Linked DNA regions of Homo sapiens: region 2 is linked to region 1. A link is an interaction called in ENCODE POLR2A ChIA-PET data of the cell type or tissue named here. Cell type or tissue: MCF 10A. All regions are shown on one strand. Each heading gives the region's core, and the rest is flanking DNA. Links, peaks and the distances in the headings are about the cores only. Region 1 has its middle 16 kb from the start of BMAL1. Region 2 has its middle 93 kb from the start of BMAL1.

Evidence for each region. ChIA-PET counts read pairs that join two places held together with the same protein. Peaks named below come from ENCODE experiments on the same cell type or tissue, not always from the same donor. Only the 100,000 strongest peaks of a DNase experiment are listed, where the experiment ranks them.
Region 2: POLR2A ChIA-PET joins it to region 1 with 5 read pairs; 2 of 35 experiments call an interaction of 5 or more read pairs at or near these places.

The regions. Positions count from the first base shown.
Region 1 is chr11:13,259,576-13,263,971 of GRCh38, forward strand. No RefSeq gene overlaps it. Among named protein-coding and RNA genes, the nearest start is that of BMAL1, 16 kb to the right of the region's middle. RefSeq lists an enhancer at 1,422-2,621. In MCF 10A, for the core only: no CTCF peak of the experiment used is centred there; DNase peaks (open chromatin) are centred at 1,246, 1,836 and 2,266.
Region 2 is chr11:13,182,483-13,186,878 of GRCh38, forward strand. No RefSeq gene overlaps it. Among named protein-coding and RNA genes, the nearest start is that of BMAL1, 93 kb to the right of the region's middle. In MCF 10A, for the core only: CTCF peaks have their summits at 728 (motif pointing right) and 1,272; no DNase peak of the experiment used is centred there.

The DNA of each region.
Region 1 (4,396 bases), core at 267-4,266:
ATAACTACAACCCTCTGAGGCAGTTTTGTTTAAGCTGAAAGTTGAAGGATGACAAAGCATGCGCTTAATGGAGGCACTGCGGTGAAGGGCAAAGGCTTTCCAGGCAGAGAACACCATGTGCGAACATTGAGAGAGGAAATGTCTGAGAAAGGAAGGAAAGTCAGTGTAACCATTTTCCAAAGCAATATCAGGAATTTGCCTAAGTTGGTATTCCTTTATAGCACCTAGGTTGGCTGAGGGCTGAGGACCTGGAGTGCCCTTCTGCAAACACCTGTTAACTAATGGGCTTTTTGTTTGACATGGCATTAAAATTTTTTACTACATACTAAACCTTGTACCCTAACTTCATTCATGTGTCCTTAGGCATTTCTACTCTGTGTGTTGTGTATCTGTGTGGGCGGGGGGCAGAGGGAGAGACAGAGAATGAAAAACAACGACAGAGAGATGGAGGGAGAGAAAAACAGAGGAGAAGGAGGGAGGGAGAGGGAGACTTGGAGTGCAATTTAGGTACGCTATCTGTTCCTATCTTAAACAATTAAATGCAGAAAACGTGCACCCTGAAACTGTTACTCTTTTGAAACTGAATACCATCAGTGTTGGTGCAAGCCAAATGTTGCTGAAAGTCACATTGAATGCAAAAAGCTGCATGGAGGGAGAGCAGCAGGATTGACCATTGCTGCAATGCAGCTTCTTTTAAACTTTTGGCCATTATATGAATGGCAAAGAGTGTAACAGCTGATGTGTAAACTCTCCTTGATTCAATTAAGATGGAGCAAACACAGCACTCATCCCTGGGGAGCCCACAGTCTAATGGGGAAGATCAAGAGCATGGACCGATCCCATACAAGGTAATAGCTGCTAGAAGAGAGGCACGCATCTAGTGCCATGCAAACACAGATCAGGGAGCAACGAACTCAGCAGGGGTGGGAACAGGACCCAGGAGCACTCCTGCAAAAAGAGGTGAGATGTGGGGGGGCGCACTGCAGGGCTGAGCAGGAGGCAGTCAGTAGGCGATGGGATTCCAGGTAGAAGAAACAGCATGAATAAAGAAAGCAGAGCTAAAAGTACACAATGTTTTCAGGAAATAATGAGCAGGCAAATGTGGTTAGAAGCTCAGGGAGTGGCTGGTAATGAATCTGAAAGTTAGGCAGAAAGTCAAGGAGTGAAGGGCCTTGGATGGCCTATGAAGAATTTTGGAATTTCTGTAGGTGTGTATTCAGGGAGGGTTCCCTCAAAGGCTTTCAGGAGAGGAGGTGATCTGAGAGCTGCGTTTAGAAAGATGACTGACTACTGCGTGACAGATGGACAGAGGGGCAAGTCAGGGCAAGCAGATGAGACAGGATTCTTGTTTAGGACACTGTTCCTCCTCCACCCCACCCTCACCTCAGCCTGGCCTCTGTACACGAATAGGTCTAATGGCGGATCGAGAAAAACACCAGTCAGCTTCCGCTCTTCCTCCATGGCAGGGCCGACCTCGGCACATCCACACTGCGGTTTTCTCTTGGAAGGAAGGATCAGGCTAGCGGGGCAGTGTCCTCATGAGGCCTCGTGCACACCCCTAAATCCTCCGTTAGGAGATGCCTGTAGGCCTGTAGCAGCCGCAGACAGAGCTGAGCCCTGGCTTCAGACTCTTCCCTAGAAGGAGCAATGAGGAAGTTTATCCTCTACCTTCCCAGGAGAGTATCTGCTTGATGCTGGGTTATCTCCTAAACTGAATTTTGATTACTTTGTATTTAAGTTTAGGAACGTCTCTGTCATTTGGGAACTGCTTTTCTGGCTGCAGCTCAACAGTGGCGAACATGGACACTGGGAACAGGCCCAGAGTCCTGAAATGATTAATATCCTGTGTTGTGGGACGTCCAAACGCATGGATAGCCAAAGCATTTAGAGAGCCAGGCTAGGCAGTGCAGTGTGATGGCAGACAAGTCCCTTGAGTTATACGGGGGGAAAGATGCTACAATTCCATACACTAAATCAATGAAATTGAATAAAGGTTCTGAACCAAACCTCCCTGTGGACATTGACTTTCGGGAAATGGCTCGGGGCTGGTTGGTCTGCAGAGCTCTGGCACGGCTTCTCCAGGGAGACTCAGCCGATCCCAGGTTTACCATCTTACACTCTAGACCTGATCCCTCACTTTGACCAGTGGCAGCCCTGATCTCCTGACTGCCACAGATCAATTGCTTTGTTTATCTTATTGTCAGCCTGTTTTGGAAACACTCTCCTAGACTCCTTTCTGACTCATAGGTTAAGGAGCGTGAGTAATTCTTCTGGAACTCACTTGGAACAGGAGGGAACCCTTCCCATTTGATTTCCGGTCCTAAAAAAAGACAAGATAGTTCACACAGGATGCTAATTAGTTTTCCTATTCAACAGTTAGCGTGGCCTAGTCCTGTTTGGAAAGCTGCCTTTTGTGCTGCAGGGTTTAGAAATTTGAATACCTCCAGCTTTTATTCAGAATTTATAAAATGACACCAGAATATCGTTTTGTTGTGATTAGTTTTGCTGCTAAAACTAGGGTTTTTGGTTTTGTTTTGTTTTTTTACAGAGAAAACCCAAATGATTTCTCTTATGAGACATAAAAATGAGGAGAAATGAACAACCAGATTTCTCTTCTACATTGTTCTCGTTTTATTGTTCGTGGATGAAGGTAAACTCTCATTGTCCTCCTGCTGTATTTTTTGGCCTGTCCTTCTAAGCAGTGATGTAAACTCATGAAAGCTTTCACTCCAAATGGGTGTGACTCTCTTTGTAGCCAGAATGGTTTGGCGTTCACTTTCTATAGCAGAAATGGTAAGAAAGTGGCTTTATATTCTTCTGTTTCTAAACTGGCTTAAGAGAGGACCAGCCCCTTTGTAGAAGTCAGATACCTGAGAGCTTTTCAGGTTGCCTATAGGAAGTATTCTAGCTCTGCTGGGGGAAAAACCACGGAGCGCAAGTTCAAACTCTCACCTTAGGGGCAGGGTTACAGGGAGCTTTAACTTTCTACTTTATGCAGTTTTGTACAGTTTGCATTTTTCACAATGAATGTGGAAGACAGGACGAAAAACCAATCAAAGACTGACTATATTTATTTGGAAATCGTTTCTTCATTCATTTTTGTCTTAGCTGCTCTGTGACCTTGGACAAGTTAATTCACCTCTTTGTCCTTCTCTGTAAAATAAAGGTGGCAATACACCCTATATAAGGCTCTTGTGCACTAAAACATCTAATGCACATAAGTACTCATATTGAGTACACATAGTCATGCTCCGTAAGCTTTACTGTTGTTGTTGCATTGTTGATATCGCTCACTGCCAGTACCCAAGACCCCTCTCTGAAGCATGGCTGTTGAGTGGTGCAGAATGTAACTCTCACCCTTTTGATTGCAAGGAAGAATATTAGTCTTAATTAGAAAAACATTATATTGGGAAGATTTGGAAGAGAAAGGCAAACCCACACGTTTACCCACTTTCTCTCCAATCATTTCTTCAGAAAACAGCTGAGAAGGTCACTGTCCACCCCATGCTTCTTCCAAGTGTAAGTCGGATTAGGTTCCCCCTCACTTGAGCCCTCTAAAGGCTTCCAAAGCACTTTGAATAAAGTCAGACTCACCTGCCCTCCTAGTCCCTCCAGATCTGCTTCTACTCACTTCTTTCCTGGCCTATCCACTCTCCTGCCAGCTCATTAAGCTCTGGCACCCGATCAGACCTCATATGGGCAGCCCACCCTCCTATATCCACTGTTCCTCATGGATCTCAGTCTAAATATCACCTCCTCAGAGAGGCCCTTTCTTGTCTGCTCCCTTCATTATCCTGTACACAGCCCTCTGTCTAGTTCACTGTACTTGACAGAAGCTATAACTAGTTTACTTGCTTGTGGGTTTCTCTCACCAGATTGTAGGCTCCAGGAAGGCAAAGAGTAACCTGGACTGGCATGTAGTAAGTGCTTATTAAATACCCCATAGTAAGTGGGCAAGGGGCAGATCTGTGGAAGGAGTAAGAGAAGGAGAGAAGGGAAAGGAACAAAGGAAGGAAGGGAGGGAGGGAGGGAGGAAGGAAGGAAGGAAAGTCTGCAAAGGAAGGAGAGGTTAACTATTCAAGTGGGTGGCTTTAAAAGTCTAATGACTGGTAGAATGTGGTGCTAATGACAGGAACAGTTTGGGAGGGAGAATAAGATTAAAGAGTAGATTGAGAGCTTGGTTCAAACATGTTGCATTAAAGTGAAACTTCCACCAGGCAGAAAGATGCGGGACGAAAACTCAGGACCAGGCCAGCGCTGGAGATGCCAGGTAGAGAGTGATGAAATGGTATTTAGTCTCTCAGAATGGAAGAAACCTTTAAAGGTCAGGGAAGGAAGGAAAAGAGAAGTAGCTTCTGGGAACCAAACCTTTGGGTTCTAGGGAAAATATGATTGC
Region 2 (4,396 bases), core at 108-4,107, 77 kb before region 1:
GGAGGGAGGTGGTTGATCACATGGTTTGAAGACTGCAATACAATTGTAAATACAAATATTTATAATTTAGTGTTTTGTTCTTGTAACAACAGTATATGATAGAGCAAAATTGAAAACTAACTGAGAACGCACTGGAAAATCGGTAAATAAGAATATAACTTGCAGGAACAGTATTCAGGTATTAAAATAAATTAAAAGTACCTGGTAACAACTACAGTGATTGCCTTTGAGTGGGGATCCTTCTACTCTGCCTACATATTTATTTTTTTGAAAATAATAAGTACATAGTTCTTTTATATTTTTAAAAGTATTTTTAAATATAAGATTACTTAAAAGAACATAATTCAATACACATTTTTCAGTGTTTGCCATGTTCTATGGTCTCTGCCAAGGAAATCATAGACTAACAAAACTGTATCACTTACATTTTGTAAAGGATGATACCAATGATTTTCAAAAAGCCCATTATAGAAGTTAAGAAAAACATTGTCAGGATTCAAATAGAAAAATGAGCCAAAGATATAATCATAAATTCATTTAAAAAATAAAAATGTTGAAGTCCACAGGTAGGAAATCTTCAGTAAGCAAAAAATTCTAGCTAAAGCAACTTAGACATACCGTTTTTTATCTCTAAATTATTGAAAATGTCAAGCAGTGATAAATAACACTTAATGCTGTGGAGATTCAGTGAGGCTGGTTCCCCCAAAGACTGCAGGTGGCAGTGTAAACTAGAACAAATGTTTACATTTCAGGACGTCTTCAGAGTTCCACAAATATTTATTGAATGTCCATTCATTCTTTCGTGGTGGAATGGAATTCACACTCAGCCCAATCCACCATTAATTTAGAGGTAACCTGATTGCCAGTTAGCTGCAAGTTGATTTTCTGTATTCCGTAATGCTTCTAGTCATACACTTCATACTGTTTTCAAATGATGCAATTTGAAATGATGTCAGGAAAATTCAGCATCTTTCATTTCCTCTACTTATCAGCAAATCTATGACAGGTATAGAGGTGGTCAGAAACCTGCCAAAAATGCTCCACCATTATCTGGGGGACCAGGCATGTACATGGTGATGAAAGTTGTCAATTAAACATTGCCCAATATCCTTCTCTGGAATTCTTGCCTAACAGGAAACCCCCAGTTTCTGCAAAGAAATTAAAAGTAGCGACAGAGGCATCTTTCAGCCAAAACATTTAAGAAAGTCATTTATGGAATTCTCACTACCCTCTTGGAAGTCAAAATGAAAGACGATGTATTTTATACATAACTTTGTAAAGTCTGCCCTCTATCATTCCTCATAGTAAATGCAGCCAGTATCCACAGATTTATTCTGTTTCAGATGAGATGAGATCCTAAATATTTTTATCTACAATTTACTGAGCACCTTCAATATGCCAGGCAACTAGTAGATGTATAAATGTTTGATCCCAGGTTGACACTTACTACAGCTCCACAAGGCAATAAAGTGCCCTTATTCCTATTTCACATCTAAGGACACATGCTCAGGGAGGCTAAGTAACTATGTCGAGGACACACAGCTGATAAGTCAAAGCTCCTGGATTGTAACCTGGTCTGTCCAGTGATAAAGCTCATATAGTCTTTATTCCATGTCACATTGGCTCCAATTTGCTTCTATTCTGACACTTTAAAATGTAGATATAGCCATATATTTATTGACACTCATTATCATTTCAGAAAGCCACAGAGACACCTAGTCAAACATAAAGTTTGTCAGAACACATATGAAAGAAAAGACAACCATTCAAATGCTAACTCAAGGAAGCCTTCAGACTTTGTAAACGTGCTTTTTGTTGCATATAATTCTTCCTAGTTAAATGGGCTTTCAGGCCACAGCAGCTCAGTGATCTCGGTAAGATGCATCTCCAAGCTGTGCCATTTCTGGATATCGTCTGGCTTCATGGGGTATGAATGTTTAAACACTGGCTACTGGTATTGCCGTACGAACTCAGCAGAGCTCTGTTGAAATCTTCAGCTGAACCACTTAAACCAAGTAAACAACTCACCTCCAGGCAGTGTGTTCCCAGCACCTATCAGATTGTCAGAGAACTGGAAGGAGTCTGACAGAACAATTTCCAGGGTCATTGGTCTACATATGAGGCAGGGGTCTAATCGTTTGACTGATGTGCTCATGCTACTGGGTAACCAGTGGGTTCCCTACATGAGTCACTTCCAAACACCCTCGGCTGCCAAAGGAGAGCAGGTTTAGTCTCCTCAAAATGGAAGACGTGAAAGAAGGGCAAGGGCAGCTTCTACAAGATTCAGGAATGCTGAGGTTCCCACGTGGCGTCAGTTCAAATGGCAGGGGCGTGGGTTATATGTGTCTTTCTTCACCTAGTAAATGAAGACATTTTCTCATCTTGGGGATTTGGTTGCTATGTATTTGAAACATTTCACCATAGAAACAATGTTAGGTCCAGCCAACCCATAAAATTCATTCATCATTGAATGCCATTCTTCACTCATGTATCTAAACAATCGTGTTGTGATGATGGAAGTAAATGTAAAAACATTTCTGGGGAAATCCCACTCCAGATTTCAACCTAGACCTTAGGAGCATATAGTCCTTCTTGTGGTGAAACCAGGAGATTCTTTTGTGTCATAGGTTCCTCCTCCACCCCCCAACCCCTTCACTCACACACATCTGCTGGGCAGGGACAGCAGGACTTCTCCAGCTCCAAGCCACTGCTGGAGCTCCCTTGGCCTGGGGTGGAGGCAGCAGTATGGGAGCAGGAGGGTGGGGAGTAGGGAACAGGTGGGCGATTGAGAACAGGCACTGAGGACTCATGGGCCAGGCCTTTTGACAGTATGACCCTCAATAGAGCAAATTCTCTGTCTAGGTCACTATCTGATCCCTCTCTTGCTTTTCTACCTCTGGTTTTAAATCTGGCCCAGTCTCCAGGCCCAGCCAAACCTAGTAAGCAAGAAGGCAATAGGTTGGGTTGTTTAGGGTCTGTGATGGTTAATACTGAGTGTCAACTTGATTGGATTGATGAATACAAAGTACTGATCCTGGGTGTGTCTGTGAGGGCTTTGCCAAAGGAGATTAACATTTGAGTCAGTGGGCTGGGAAAGGCAGAACCACCCTTAATCTGGTTAGGCACAATCTAATCAGCTGCCAGAGTGGCTAGAATATAAGCAAGCAGAAAAATGTGAAAAGAGAGACTGGCCTAGCCTCCCAGCCTACAACTTCCTCCTGTGCTGGATGCTTCCTGCCCTCAAACATCAGACTCCAAGTTCTTCAGTTTGGTGACTCAAACCGGCTTTCATTGCTCCTCAGCCTATAGACAGCCTATTGTGGGACCTTGTGATCATGTGAGTAAAAACTTAATAAACATGTATATATTCCATTAGTTCTGTCCCTCTAGAGAACCCTGACTAGTATGGGAAAGAACAGATGTTATGCTCATCCGACAGGTTAAATAAACAGTGATTAGGAAAGGAATTATTTATAAGGGTTAATGGAAACCAGAAGGCATGGTGACACACCTGGGGCTCACAAGGAAAAGAAGCCATTACCACCCTTAGGCCTGAAGGAACACAAGAAGGGAGAGGTTACCAGAACCCAAGGAGAATAGCTGCAAGAGAGGGAGGTTGGAATGGAGCTGTGGCCATCAGTCAAAGGAGACAGCACACACATTACCTGGTGAAGGAGATTCAGGAAAACAAACAACCTGCCCCTATTCTCTTCCTCCTGGCCTCTGATTTCATGTCTGTGCCTTCCATTGGCCAAACCTAACCAGAAGGCAGAGGGCAAAGGAGTCATTTGATACAGTCCTCAAAGAGTGCAGAGCAGGTGGAGATGGGTTTAAAGCAGATCCGCAGGGCCATGTGAAAAATTTATTAGAGGATAGGAGGGAAGTCCTGCATAATAAGATATGGAGAAACAAATACAATATGTATTTATTTCAGGAAGACATATCCCAAAAGAAAAGAGACAAGAAGCATAGAAAGTTGCTGGGCTGCACATGACCTGTCCTTCTCCCTAACTTATCAGCCAGAAAATCTACTCCCTCTCTTTGCTGAAGGAGGAATAAATGAGCGGGACTGAGAAAGCCAGGTATGCTACTCTAGTAGATATTCTTCCCATGCAGAAACATGAACAAAGAGAAAGAATGTTCTTCTCCAAGACCCACTGATATGGTTTGGATGTTTGTGTCCTCCAAATCTCATGTTGAAATGTATTCTCCAACGTTGGAGGTGGGACCTGGTGTTCACATGAGACCTGGTTGTTTAGAGGAGTGTAAACTTCCCCCTTTCTCTCTCTCATGCCTGTTCTTGCCATGTGACATGCCTGCTACTGCTTTGCCTTCCACCACGATTGTAAGCTCCTGAAGACCTCACAAAAGCCAAGCAGATGCTGGCACCATGCTT